Regions from separate parts of the Mus musculus genome. Here region 2 is linked to region 1. Evidence: chromatin loops called from intact Hi-C (ENCODE). Cell type or tissue: left cerebral cortex. All regions are shown on one strand. Each heading gives the region's core, and the rest is flanking DNA. Links, peaks and the distances in the headings are about the cores only.

Region 1 (2,925 bases), core at 161-2,660:
GCTCCCCCCATGAATGCTCTACACATTCTTGATTATACTGGTCCCTGTTTGGGTTTAAGTATAGAAGACATCAACAGACCAAAGAGTGTATTCTGCCCAAGTCCAGCCTGGTGAGTCAAGTTTAGTCGGGTTACTTCCAGAATTATGTGGATACACAAAAGCTTCACCACTAACAAATACCACCCTAGTTAGCTACTGACTTCTTACATAATTTGGGAGCATCACAGGAAATCCTGAAGGGCTATACTAGATTTCTTCACATGGATAAGTGAGTGTTCATAGGCCCAGTCTCATGAGGGTCTCCTGTGATCACGGCTGCTCTGATCCAGGACAGCCATGACAACACTCAACCCTGAGAAAACAACTATGCAACTTCTGCCTTTGTCAAACATGTCCCACCCTACCACATGGAAGAAGCAGGATCTCTCTCTCTCTCTCTCTCTCTCTCTCTCTCTCTCTCTCTCACACACACACACACACACACACACACACACACACACACACGTGCACACGCACACACAAACACAAACACAGACACTTGAAGAAGCCCTAAAGGGTAGAGCGGAGAGTGCTCTGAAGTGTCTGTATGTACCACTTGTTCGTTTGTGACAATGTTGGTGTCTCCAGATCATAGTGGGCCTGAGTGAAGAACAGGAGTGGCCATATTTACTGACCCTGAGTTATTAACATGTAAAATGTTGCGCTAGAGAGATAGGAGAAGGAGCTGGAGACAGAGTAGAGCTAAAACGGAAATTTTAAAGGGAATTCTTTTCCCTTTCACTAGTAGCATAATTAACCAGAAGAGCCCCAACTGGTGCTGTTATGGTGACTGTAATATGAAACTGAAGCATAATGGGAGAATCCGGGTGGAAAATAATAACACTTAGCATTGCTACAGCTTATTACATGTGATGGTTTTTTTGTTCCCTTTGAACTGCACAGACATTAACTAATTAATTGCCATAGGACCCCAGAGTAGACAGAAGGCTCTCCTATCTATATTTTATAAGGAAAGAAAACAAGCCCTTTCTAAGCAAGGCAGAAGTGAATTCTATGTCCCAGGTTCTCTTTCTTTCACTTCCACCACAGCCCTCAGGGAACACACATTTTTACATCTTTGCACAGTTCTGAAAATTCTATTAATAGCCTTAAAATGTGAGTGGATTTGAGCTTGAAGAAACAGAAGAGGAACACAGAGTCAATCCTTTTCATTTCACAGAAAGAAAGTTGTTTCTGCCAAGGACTTTCTAAGGTCAGAAAGCAGCTGAAGGGGAGCCACATCTAGATTGGTTCTGCATGCTCAGTCGAGGGCCACCTCTTACCCACAAGTTCCCAAAGAAAGCCATTACTGCTGGGCCCACAAATGACAAGCCATGTGTTTAGAAATCAGGTTGTCTGTAGGAGCATGCATATGTGTTAGTTTTGCATTCATGTGGGATGTATTCATGTGCGTGCAGCATGCACACACGTATGCACTCAGGTGGAAGCCAGAAGTGAATACTCTGTGTCTTTTTCAATTGTTCTCCATTGCTGATCTTCTGAGATAGGGTCTCTCGAGGAACCTGGAGCTCAGGGATTCACTAGACTTGCTGGCCAGTGAGTTCCAAGGTCTGTCCTGTCCACTCCTGTACCACCCACCACAGGCACTGCCCTTGCCCAGCTTCATGCACTCATTGCTGGGGATCCAAACTCAGGTCCCCTTACGCGTGCAGGAAGCACTGTAAAGACTGAGCCTTCTCTCCAACCTCCTGGAGATAGTTTTTTGAGCACTTACCATTCAGTCACCAAACTTTCACTGGGCATGTGACACATGACTCCTCGGGCACTAGATACCTGGAAGGACATCTGCTCACTCATGTCCAGTGGGGTATGGTGGGAAGTCAGCCCTGTAAATGAGAGACACACAGAAAACTTCTGTCCCAGAGAAGCCACAGAAGTCCACAGCCTAGGACATTTAGGCATTTCTCAGCCACAGCTACTGTTCTGAGCACAGAGTAAATGGGCAATAAACAAGGGATGACAAGCCAGCTGATGTTTTTCAGTCACCATTAAAAAGCTGCCTTAAGTTAGACAGGATGTAGCAATGTTTCCATACAACAGGTTTTTTTTTATTTTATTTTAAACTCTTTATGTGCCTGTATATGGCTATATACACACACGAGTATAAGTGTTTAAGGAGGCCAGAGGCCTCAGATTCCATAGGACTCAAGGCATAGGTAGTCATGAGCTGACTGGGGGTGGTAGGAATTGAACTCAGGTCCTATGCATGAATGGTCCCCTATGTATTATCTCCAACTTCTGAGCTATCTCTCTAGTCTCTCCATATGGGCAGAGTTTTAAGCCTAGGGAGATCTGGGAACCCAATCTCCTGATTCACTCTGCCTTTGTCTACTTACAGAATAAAAACATGTTGTATGTGGAATATGATTTGAGGATTCCAGTAGATACAAAGATTACAAAGTATTCTTCATTGGCATTTTGTCCACTTAGGGCAATTTAGATACACAGTGGGTTGTAAGAGATTTGATCCAGTTTCATTGTGTCCACTATGTGATTTCCTAGTGTCAGGGAACCCAAAGCAAGGCTCTAGCCAGAGGGTCAGGGGCATGGGCTGTCTACCATAGCATACTATCCTGAAGACAGCTCCACCACAGGACCTGTAGTTTTGACAGCTGTGATCATTGCTATCATCATCGCCATACTGTGAGCATCAGATAGTCACCATGTGACACCACTAGAGGACTCAGAGCCAACCTAACATGTGCTGTGGTGAGCTCTTCCTCTTGGTGATGGGCTGAAATCTGAGTCAGAGAAGAATGTCTGAGAGCAGAATTAAACCAAGGCACACTGGGAAAGAGAAGGAAGGCTCAAAGACAGAGGAAACCGATATTTGCAAAGCCTAGCTCTTTGCAAAAGCTGGGTACT
Region 2 (2,925 bases), core at 222-2,721, 60 kb after region 1:
CCTTCTCAGGCCTTTATCAAGATCCAATGACACCAACAAGGAGCAAAACTTTCAACACACAAACTACAAGGAGCCATTTACGATCCAGTTTTTTCCCTTGGGGCCTTTAGGAAGTGTTTATCTCTGCTGGAACATATCTAATAACAGAGAACTCTCTAACTGATACAATTGCAAATCACCAGACGGAATTCAAGCTTACAAACGGAAATTTAGGAAATACTTCTGTTTACAAATCATCAAAAATCATGATACCTTTAAGTCTGGAAAGACGGCTCAGTGGCTAAGAGCACTGGTTGGTCTTCCAAAGGGCTTGGGTCCAAGTCCCAGCACCCACATGGTAGCTCACAATAATCTGCAACTCCTGATCTAGTGGATGCAATCCCCTTTTCTGGCCTTCTCAGCACCAGGCATGTACATACACACATGCTGACACAACACACATACTGCTATTACTCTGATGGTGACAGTGATGGTGTTGGAGATGATGATGATGGTGGTGGTTATGGTGGTGATGATGGTGATAATGGTGATAAAGAGACTCAATAACAAACTAACAACCAAGTAGGGAGAAGATTTTGACTGTGAGAACTAAGACATTATTAAAAGTTATTAAAGAAAATATGAATGGGAAAAATACCCTATGAATATGGGTTTTTTAAAAAAACTTCATACTTTCACCATGTTGATAATGCCCAAAGAAGTTACAAAGTCGATATAGCACCTATTGATTAAATACTTTTATTTTTGTTTTAGATTAGGAGGATGGGGGATTTTTGTTGTTATTTTGTTTTGTTTTTGAGACAGGGTTTTTGTCTGTAACCCAGGCTGATCTGTAACTCACTACGTAGCGAAGGCTGGTCTCAAACTCATAGCAATTTTCCCGCCTCAATCTCCCAAGTGCTGAGTTATAGGCTTGAGCCACCGTGCCCCACTCCAGTAACCCCTTTTGTGAAAGCAAAACAGAACCTCATCGCAAAACTTGCGTGGATTCTCTAGAGGACCTGAACAGGCAAAATAATCTTCCAAAAGAAGGAAGTTAGAAATCTCAAGCTCATTTCAAAACTTACCACAAGTCCACAGTAATCAAAACATCCACACGCGGTACGCAGAGGATGCTTGAGCGAATGCAGTAGAAGGGGGCTCAGAAGTGAACCCCTACATGTTATGAACAAATGCTGGGTTGTTTGGCTTTTTTTTTTAATTTTGTTTTTGGTTTTTGGTTGGGTTTTGTTTGGTTGGTTTGGTTTGGTTTGGTTTTTGTTTGCAATCCTGGGTCTTGAACCCAAAGCCTGTGTGTGCAGCACACACTGGTGAACCCCATCTCCAGCCCCTAATCAAATGTTTGTTGACAAAAGTACCAAGGTATCCAAGGACTAAAATCAGCCACTCGCCTTACCACATACAGGAAATTAACTCCAAGCGAACCAAAGATCTAAACACAAGAGTTGCAAGCGTGGCATTCTTAGAGCAGAGCAAAGAAGTGAAGCCCCTCAGCCCTGGCCTGGGCTATGGTTTTCTAGGAACAAAACGAATGGTCCATGAGAGAGGAAAGTAAATAGCTTACAATTCATCAAAGCTAAAACTTTCTGTATCAATGGACAGTGAGTGAGAACAGCCGCAGAACCAAGGGAGTGTTTGCAGGTCACGTAACTGACAGAAAGCTAGTGTTCAAAACACAATGAACACGCACAGGTCAACAGCAAACACACAACTTGTTGTTGTTGTTGTTGTTGTTGTTGTTGTTGTTGTTTGACACAGAGTCTCATGTAGCCCAGGCTGTCCTCAAAATAGTTATATAGCCAAGGATAATTTTGAACTTCTTATCTTCCTGCCTCCACCTCCCAAGCACTAAGGTTCCAGACATGTGACACCATGCAGTTTATGCAGTGCTGGGATCAAACCCAGGGCTTCCTGCAGACTAGGCAAGCACTCTACAATGGAGCTCCACCTCTGGCCCCAACAGCACAGTCTTTAAAAAAGCTCAAGTTGTGAGCAGATATTTCCCTGTAAAGGAGATGCAAATAGACACTTGGAAACCTGAGTACACCGGCAATCATTAGGAAATCCAAGCCAAAGATTCATGGATACCCCTTCACAGATACTTGGATATTAAGTAAGAGACAGACAGACAGACCATGGCAGCAGATAGACTAATAGAGAACACAGAGGAAGACAATAACAAACAGTGGCCAGGATGTAGAGAAGTCAGAATCCTTGACTGTCACTGCAGGGAATGTAAATGTTGTAGCCACACAGAATTACCATGTGACATATTGCTGTGTAAAATTACTAATGAAACATAGACATTAAAGCGCAGAGATACAGAATATTATTGTAGAATTACCACATGATCTCACAACTCTGCTTCTCGATAAACACACAAAAGACTGAAAAGCAAACTCTTCAACAGGTACCTGGAGAGCAGGATGGATAGCACCATTCATCACAAGGTGAAAGGTGGCAAGTCCCTAAATGCCCATCCACAGACAAACAGATAAGCTGAGTGTAGCATGTGTAAGCAAACACTGCTATTAGACAGCCTTATCAAGAAAATCCGGATCTGAGAACATCAGTCAGCAGCCAAGCCCTTGCCTGGAGGAAAACCTGGGTTTCACTATCTGGATGACAGAAAACAAGGAAGTTCTAACAAATTCTACATCATTGATGGATCTGAAAATCACTGTACTAATTGAAATAAGTCAGACACAAAGCCATATGTGTTGAATGACTCCGTTGGTAAAACCATAGTGGTTGCCAAGGGCTGGGGGACAGGAAGAGGAAGAGCATAGAGTTTCATAACTGAAGTTACCAAAAAAAAAAAAAAAAAGTTTCTAGAAAGGATGGTGTTGATGGCCACACAATATAAATTCATTTAATCTAGGAAGACACAATTCAAACCGTAAACGATGTACTGTAGGTATTTTA

The links. Hi-C counts contacts between places; a loop is a spot of excess contacts. Peaks named below come from ENCODE experiments on the same cell type or tissue, not always from the same donor. Only the 100,000 strongest peaks of a DNase experiment are listed, where the experiment ranks them.
Region 2: a loop joins it to region 1, with 2.2 times the contacts of the local background. A loop is called at or near these places in 2 of 42 quality-filtered maps.

What each region holds. Positions count from the first base shown.
Region 1 is chr9:113,520,637-113,523,561 of GRCm38, forward strand. AU023762 (expressed sequence AU023762) reads right to left here. Exons shown (of 5, transcript NR_040760.1): 2 at 1,775-1,886. Among named protein-coding and RNA genes, the nearest start is that of Gm36540, 54 kb to the left of the region's middle. In left cerebral cortex, for the core only: no CTCF peak of the experiment used is centred there; a DNase peak (open chromatin) is centred at 1,175; H3K27ac peaks cover 1,781 bases.
Region 2 is chr9:113,580,737-113,583,661 of GRCm38, forward strand. The region is part of intron 1 of AU023762 (expressed sequence AU023762); the gene reads right to left. Among named protein-coding and RNA genes, the nearest start is that of AU023762, 5.0 kb to the right of the region's middle. In left cerebral cortex, for the core only: no CTCF peak of the experiment used is centred there; no DNase peak of the experiment used is centred there.